Linked DNA regions of Homo sapiens: region 1 is linked to region 2. Evidence: chromatin loops called from intact Hi-C (ENCODE). Cell type or tissue: transverse colon. All regions are shown on one strand. Links, peaks and the distances in the headings refer to the core of each region. The heading gives the core; the rest is flanking DNA.

Region 1 (4,393 bases), core at 305-4,304, 990 kb before region 2:
CTCAAAGTCCATAGCTAGTAGGTGGTAGCTGTGGGTACAAATCCAAATATAGGGATTCCAGTGCTCATCCTCTTAACCACTTCACTATTTGCACAAAATCTGAAGGGTGATATTCTGATTGAGACCATTAATGTGGGTTAGAGTCCCTAGGTGAAGAGTCCAGGGGAGCATATTTTGGGTATGAGAGAGTAGCATGTTTGAGAGCTTCTGATACCAGAGAGCTTCTGAGGGAAGTGTGGAAGTCCTGGAGTGAGAGAGCACATCTTCTGCTGGCTGCCTCACACTACTCAGCTACCTCCACACCCCTAACGCCAGCTCTTTGGTGAGGACTTCACGGTGTGCTGAGTAGGAAGGCTTAACACTCCTTCCAGCCATCATCTTGGGAGTAGAAGTAAAATCTACTTATGGAAGAGGGTTATGTGTCTCCACACACCTGAGACAGTAAGGTGAGGCTCTCCCAGCCCCAGGTCATCTCTTCCAGAGACAGCCAGATTTTCTGGAGGCAACAGGGGAGTTTGTTAAAGATAGTGTAATTACTGAGGTGACAGATCAAGCATTCTCTTTGAAAGAGGCATCCCAGAGAGGCTCCTAAGCTTGTGACTTGAAGCATAGAGAACCTCTTGTTTTTTCCACTTCAGTGGATATTGGATAGTTTTGTAAGCCTGTGGAAAAGAGCTTGATGGTTTAGGAAGAGCAGGGGGAGAGGCAAAAGAAGTATCTGTTGTGTTTCTTTTTGAATTGAAGGAAAATTTGTATTAAGCCAAAGAAGAAATGAACAGAACAGAGCAAGAGCCTGCCGACATTCTCCCCATTTCCCCCTTTCTCCTACCCTAGCCCTAATTTCTCAGTCTTCTTCATCAGCCAAATAACACTTTGGAAACTGAAGGGTGCCTGAATTTCTTGCTTCTCAGACCCTGGGATCCTGCAGATCATCAGGGCTGTGCAATTGTATGGCATTTGTGGACATGATACAATCATGTTCACATTGCAATATTTAGACTCCATTTATTTATCACCACATGCAAATATTCATGTATCTATTTTTGCATTCATTCTTTGGAAATGTTTTGAAGTCAGATCTTCAATCAAATATAAGCTGGGTACCACTTTAAACGGTGTGTCTTTAGGCAAGCCACTCATCCTTTCTGAACCTCAATTTGGAAGATAGAAATAAATATGACCACTCAGGGTTTGGGGGAGAATTAAATGACATAATTTATGTATTGTGTAGTACTCAATACATGATAGGCATCATTAATATATTTATAACTATGACTAAATGCTGGGTTTTATTTTAGTCATTAACTGAGAAAATAACTATTAAGTGACTACTTTTGGCCAGCTCTGTGCTATGGTAGGCCCCTTAAAGATGAGAAAAGATGGTTACGACTCTTCAGAAGCCCCATCTAATAAGATAGATAGGCCTGTGTGTGGCAAAAGCATCCAAGATTATCACAAGAATTGAGTCAAACCTGCTGAATGAGATATGGCTGGGGAGGGGGGAAGGAAGCAGAAAGCTAAGCGGGGAAGACAGCAATTGGGGTGAGTTTTCTGGAGAGGCACTTTCCCCCTGAGGACAAGCACTGAATTTGTTCTGTGGAAAGGAAAAACACTCAGAGCATGGTCCAAGTGGCTGATAAAGGAGAACTGGCTCGGTAAAGGAGTTTAACCCTCTTGGAGGGCTTTCTTTCACTGTATGGTAAGAAAAACGGCAGGCAAGGAGGAAAAGAACATCTACAGATCCAATATGAAAGCATACATTGAAGAATCATGCCGGGGGATTAATTTGGCTTCTTGCACAGAGATTTTGTGACCCAGAGACAAAGCCTTAGGTATGATGGAGGCAGAACAGTAGCATCTTGAACAGCACTGATTCTAGGCTGGGGGGCAAAGGTATAGGACTTCTTCAGGCTATGGCAGTGATGCTAAGATAGTTTGGGTGCAGGGGGTTTTAGCCTTAGTGTGTGGGATCCAGGATAACCTGGGCATAGAGGAGAGTAGTCTTTCTTAAGAAACCAGAAATTATTTCTCTATTCCTTGAGCCGTGTATACATTCATCCATCCACACACTCATCCATTCAGCAGATAGAATAATGTTTAAAGGTCAGAGAGAGGCACAGAGATGGGGTCAGTTTTCCACTTGTTGTACATTAACTGGTGGGGGCCCAGCTATGGAAAAATACATTTACTATTGTCTTTTGCTCTGAATACCTTTGGGATAATAATCCTATACAGAAGTAACCACACTCCACAGTGCAATAGTTGCTGTAATTGAGATATACACAAAGAGGACTGAATGACTCATTTCACCCTTAGAAGAACAGAAATGTGGAATTAATTCAGAGACAAGAAGATATTTAAGCTGAGGCTTGCCGGAAAAATTTAAACTTGCTTGATATTGCAGGCAATGGAAACATCAAGCATGAAGACATGAGGATATAAAAGAGTAAGGCACATTTGGAGAACTGTAAACATTTTGGTAATGATGGAGTTTACAGTGCTTTGGAGGAAGTAGAGAGAAAAAAGAATTGAGAACTAAGTTAAATGTTGGAGGCCTTATATTCTGGTCTAACAAACATAGATTTAATCATGAAAGTGATGGAACTGAGGGTGCAAAGAAAAAATAGAAGTCCCTGGTTCTGAAAGGTCTTTAGTTGAGTAGGAAAGAGAGACATAGATGTTGTTATGCAGGAGAATAATGTGACCAGGACGATTGCAGGGCCAGCCCCCTTAGGCAGCCTCTGCTCTTAAGTTGTGCCCTTGTTAGGCTGATTCTCAAAGCTTTTCTATAATTCTCAGCAAACTACAGAAACAATAAGTAGTAGAGATTTTATGGAAGGTGGTGTGGGTTGCACAGGGTGCAAGAACACTTTATCCCTTTATCCAACTTTCCCATTAGCTATTTATGAACCTTTCTCTGGCCTCTTCTTCCTTCTCTATCTAGCCTTTTCATATTCATTCCGTTGTTAGGTGCATTTCAACTCTTCCCCTTGGTATACATCTCTTCTGCAGCACAAAAAGAGTCAAGGAGTTTCTCAGTTGTTATAAAATCATGCCTTCAAAGTCCAGGCAGTTAAACCAGCAGAGTGGAGTGGGGTGGGTTTAAAACAAAGGGGAATATTAGGGACTGGGACAAATTGCAGAGCACATGCCTCATCTCAGAGAACAAGAGCTACTCCACTGCGCTGGAGTGTTACTGTTTGGAAATGCTGGCCCAGTACTGCCAAATGTGCCATTTTCTTTTTTTTTTTTTCTTTTTCAAGGAAAGAAATTTAGACTTTTAGCTAGCCCTCCGGGTTGATTTCCATTGTTCATGTTGCCAATTAATTTATTCTTTAAAAAATACTGTGTGTGCCAAACACATCTGAGGGCTGCATCTGGCTATCAGCTCTCCTGTTTGTAAACTCTGAGTTAGCTCAACCTCTCTCTTCATGAAGCCTGCCCTCAGGCTTTTAATTTATTCTGCTGTGCGTGCTCTGTAAGTATTGCACTGACCAAACTGCAGAGAGTGGATTGTGACAGGGAACTTTTCAAGTAGGAAGATCCCCTATGAGGCTTGCCTGTGGTCCAGATGAGGGAGGACTTGTGCCAGGCTCTGGGCTGAGATGAGCCAATAAACCTGAGCAATTAGGAGAAGAGAACCCTGGGGTGGTATCTTAGTCCATTTTCTGTTGCTATAATACAGACTGTGTAATTTATAAAGAAAATAAATTTATTTCTTAGTGTCCTGGAGGCTGGGAAGTCCAAGGTCAAGGGGCCACATCTGGTAAAAGCCTTCTTGCTGTGTCATAACATGGCAGAGGGTAAGAATGTGTATATCAGCTCAGGTCTCTCTTCCTCTTCTAATAAAGTGGCCCCCATTATGGGGGTCACACCCTGATGACCTTATCTAATTCTGATTACCTCTTTAAGGCCCCATTCTCCAAATAGCAACATATGAATTTGTGGATTAAATTTTCAACACATGAAATTTGTGGGATACATTCAAATCATAGCAGGTGGAGTCTCAGGCTGTAGTTCTTACCCTGAAGTGTTGCTAGATATGGTGTTAAATAAAAACTTATTCTGACACTTTCATCCTCGAAACCTGACCCAACACTGCAAGGATAAAATGATAAGAAAGACTTTATTCAGGACTATTGCAAGAGATGTCAAGACAATTACAATAGGGGAAAGTGATCATGATCACCTCTGAATACAGCAAAGACAGGGATTTATAGCCAACAAGCAAAGCGAGCAGGTCAATGGATGCAAAGTTACTAAGAGAAGATATCAAGTGTATGAACCATCTTGCTGAACTCACCTAACAAAATTCTTGTTGAAGGCAGGCCAAGAACTTAGAAAATCAAAGGCAGGCGATGAACTTGATCAAATATCAAAGTTGATCATATAT
Region 2 (4,393 bases), core at 103-4,102:
CGTTATGAGAGGTTTTGTTTTTCCTGAGATAGAGTCTTGCTCTGTTACCCAGATTGGAGTGCAGTGGCTCAATCTTGGCTCACTGCAACCTCTGCCTCCTGGGTTCAAGCGATTCTCCTACCTCAGCCTCCTGAGTAGCTGGGATTATAGGCACATGCCACCACATCCAGTTAACTTTTTGTATTTTTAGTAGAGACAGGGTTTCACCATGTTGGCCAGGCTGGTCTCGAACTCCTGACCTCATGATCCGCCCGCCTCACCCTCCCAAAATGCTGGAATTACAGGCGTGAGCTGCCATGCCCGGACTGAGGGGCTTTAATATCACCATAGAGCATTCTTGCCAAAAATGGTTAACTAGAATCTAATTTGAGGAAAAAGACAAATTTAGAATATGGGACATTTTTAAGACAGCTGATCTGTCTCTGTAAAACAATCTTCAAGTCAAAGTCATGAAACACACCCAAAAGACATGACTGGATGGTGGGTGAAGGGAGAGCAGACCTCTAAAGAACAGTTTTGGAGATAACTGAGGAATTGTGACTGGACTGAGAGTAACGAATATTGTGTGATCTTCTTAATGTGCAAATAATAAGATAGATTGATGTCCTTGCTCTTAGGAGCGAAGTGTCATGATGTCCACAACCTACTCTCAAATGGCTCTGAAAAAATTAATACATAAACGTGAAAGTGAGAGGCTGGGCGTGGTGGCTCATGCCTGTCATCCCAGGACTCTGGGAGGCTAAGGTGGGTGGATCACTCGAGGCCAGGGGTTTGAGACCAGCCTGGCCAACATGGTGAAACCTTGTCTCTACTAAAAATTCCGAAATTAGCTGGGTGTGATGGCGGGCACCTGTAATCTCAGCTATGTGGGAGGTTGAGGAGGGAGAATCACTTGAACCCAGGAGGCGGAGATTGCAGTGAGCCGAGATCGTGCCACTGCACTCCAGCCTGGGTGACAGAGTGAGACCCTGTCTCAAAAAAAAAAAAAGCAATTTCACTTCTGGGTATACATCCAAAAGAATCGAAAACAGGAACATGAACAGATATTTGTGAACCCATATGCATAGCAACGTTATTTACAATGACCAAAAGGTAAAAGCAACCCGTGTCCATTGATGGATGAAAGGATAAACAAAATGTGTTGTGTGTATACAAATGAATACACACACACATACACACATGGAAACATTATTCAGCCTTACAAATTAAGGAAATTCTAACACATGCTACAAAAAAGAAAAAAAAAGAGAGAAAGAGAAAAACCAAATAGCAAACTGCTGACCATGGGCAATGTGGGTGGAGGGTGTACTGGTGTGTTCATGGTTCTATTCTTTTTTTTTTTTTTTTTTTTTGAGACGGAGTCTTGCTCTGTCGTCCAGGCTGGAGTGCAGTGGCGTGATCTCTGCTCACTGCAAGCTCCGCCTCCTGGGTTCATGCCATTCTCCTGCCTCAGCCTCCTGAGTAGCTGGGACTACAGGCGCCCGCCAACACGCCCGGCTAAATTTTTTTTTTTTTTTTTTTTTTTTTTTTGAGCCAGAGTCTCGCTCTGTCACCCAGGCTGGAGTGCAGTGGCGCAATCTTGGCTCACTGCAAGCTCTGCCTCCCGGGTTCACGCCATTCTCCTGCCTCAGCCTCCTGAGTAGCTGGGGCTACAGGTGCCCACCACCACACCTGGCTAATTTTTTGTATTTTTAGTAGAGACGGGGTTTCACCGTGTTAGCCAGGATGGTCTCCATCTCCTGACCTCGTGATCCGCCCGCCTCGGCCTCCCAAAGTGCTGGGATTACAGGCGTGAGCCACCGCGCCCGGCCTCATGGTGCTATTCTTTTCAGCTCATTGGTATGTCTGAAATTTTTTCAAAATAAAAAGGGAGAAAGAGAGAAGAGAGGAAAGAAGAGTTGGAATGAGCCCCTCTATTCAAAGCCAATCCCAGTCTTAGAGTCTGGGACCCTGTGCTAGTTGGCTTGGGCCGCCGTAACACAGTACCACAGACTAGGGGCTTGGATAATGGAAATTTATTTCTCACACTTTTGGAGACTGGAAGTCCGAGATCAAGGTGTTAGCAGGGTTGGTAATGAGAGCAAAGATCACCTGGTGGCCATCAAACAAACCATCCAGAGGCAGAACTCCTTATCTGAGGAATGGAGAAGTAATTAGACTTTCCTGTTATCTGAAGCCAGCCATCTGGTGCCAGGCTTCTTTCTTAAAAATGTATAAGTAATTAGAATTTCTCTACATCTCTGGAATGCATGCATATAGAAACTCATCATGCAACCCTTGCTGACATCAAGGCACTGAAATGTTTACAAATGTAATCATGTACCGTGACCTACGCGGCTAACATGGTCCAAATTACCCTTAAGTTCCCGCTTTAAGGTCCATAAATGGCTCTAAGGAAAATCTACCCTGGCACGCCCAGTCCTCTCGCTGAAGCGCCCCGCTGAACTCTGCTGCAGCGTTCTTTCTGTCTAATACAACTTCCCTTTTCAAACCTATACTGTTGTTGGTAAATTCCCCTTACTACCCATGAGCCAACCATTCTCTGCTGCCAGCACTCTAACACCTTGCCAAGCAGTTGGTTTCTTTAGAAGCCTCCCTCCCCAGCCTGCAGATGGCCACCTTCTCCCTGTGACCTCACAAGGCCTCCCTTCTGTACCTGTCTGTGTCCTAATCTTTTCTTATAAGAACACCAGTCATATTGGATTAGGGTTCACCCTAACAGCCCCATTTTAATTTAATTATCTCTTTAAAGGCCCTAATACGGGCGGGGTGTGGTGGTTCATGCCTGTAATCCCAACACTTTGGGAGGTCGAGGTGGGTAGATCACCTGAGGTCAGGAGTTTGAGACCAGCCTGGCCAACATGGTGAAACCCAGTCTTTCCTAAAAATACAAAAATCAGCGAGGCATGGTGGCGGGCGCCCGTAATCCCAGCTACTCGGGAGGTTGAGGCAGGAGAATCACTTGATACTCGGCGGCGGTTGCAGTGAGCCGAGATCACACCACTGCACTCCAGCCTGGGTGACAGAGCGAGACTCCATCTCAAAAAAGAATAAAATTAATAAATAAATGCCCTAATACAATCTCCAAATAGTCTGAGTTACTCCAGGTTAGGGTTTCAACATATGAATTTGAGGGGATTCAGTTATTCCCATAACAGCCTCTAAAGCCACCTTGAGCTTCATCCCTCCCCCATATTCCACAGGGGCACAGAGAGGGCTTTCCCAGCCAATTCCATTTCTCTTTCCTGCACAGGTCTGAGGCTGAGCTCTGGGCAGAAGGACCCTGCTACAGGCATCGGCTGGGAGGGAGAGAAAGGGAGAACCTGCCCTCAACCTTCTCCTCATCCATTCCTAGCCAACTCCCCCGACCACGCCCAGCTGCCCAGGGGCCCCGTCCTGCCAGCTCTCCTGCAAGGAGGCTTCTCCCTGCCCTGGTCTCCAAGGAACAGGCTTCTTCCTGGAGCCCAGGGTCCTTCCTGCCTTCCTTGGCAGGTGGGTCCCTGACCTCCTGCATTGTGGTCACTCCCAACCAAACACCTCCCGGGAGGCGGAAGTTGCAATGAGCCAAGATCAGGCCATTGCACTCCAGTGTGGGCAACAAGAGCAAAGCTCCATCTCAAAAAAAAAAAAAAAAAAAAAAAAAAAGTTGCCCTTTCGAATCCAAGGGCTGCTGTTTTTGCAAGTGGATGAAGGCTTTCCCTGAGTATTCCTCTTGCTTCCTCCCACCTCCTCCTGTAACTGAAGGATTGTCCTGTCCTCCTTAAGCATTCATTCTGCATGTTACCCCAGCAGGACCAGGAACCCCAAATACAAATTTTCCTCTATTCCTCTAATCACTTCCATGCCCTTCTCAAGATGCATCAAGACCCTCAAGGTCAGGCCGGGCACGGTGGCTCAAGCCTGGAATCCCAGCACTTTGGGAGGCTGAGGAGGGCGGATCACGAGGTCAGGAGATCAAGACCATCCTGGCTAACACAGTGAAACCTGGTCTCTACTAAAAACACAAAAAATTAGCCGGGCGTGGTCGCGGGCACCTGTAGTCCCAGCTACTCGGGAGGCTGAGGCAGGAGAATGGTGTGAACCCGGGAGGCGGAGCTTGCAGTCACCCAAGATCGCGCCACCGCACTCCAGCCTGGGCAACAGAGCGAAACCCCGTCACAAAAAAAAAAAAGAAAAAAGAAAAAAAGAAAAAAAAAGACCCTCAAGGTCATATTCAAAGGGAAGGAAGTCCAGCCCCCTTGAGGCAGCTGGCTGAAAAACAGGTTTCTCATATACTAAAAGAACTTGGGAAATGGGAATCAGAAATGGATAATCATTTTGTTGCTAGCATGCTCCAAGCTAGGGTCATTATAAGGTGATGGAGACAAGGACATAGGCTGGCCCAAGGCCACAG

The links. Peaks named below come from ENCODE experiments on the same cell type or tissue, not always from the same donor. Only the 100,000 strongest peaks of a DNase experiment are listed, where the experiment ranks them.
Region 1: a loop joins it to region 2, with 19 times the contacts of the local background. A loop is called at or near these places in 1 of 110 quality-filtered maps.

Annotation. Positions count from the first base shown.
Region 1 is chr22:34,372,255-34,376,647 of GRCh38, forward strand. No RefSeq gene overlaps it. Among named protein-coding and RNA genes, the nearest start is that of LL22NC03-13G6.2, 160 kb to the left of the region's middle. In transverse colon, for the core only: no CTCF peak of the experiment used is centred there; no DNase peak of the experiment used is centred there.
Region 2 is chr22:35,365,156-35,369,548 of GRCh38, forward strand. No RefSeq gene overlaps it. Among named protein-coding and RNA genes, the nearest start is that of HMOX1, 14 kb to the right of the region's middle. In transverse colon, for the core only: no CTCF peak of the experiment used is centred there; DNase peaks (open chromatin) are centred at 2,436 and 3,394; H3K27ac peaks cover 1,120 bases.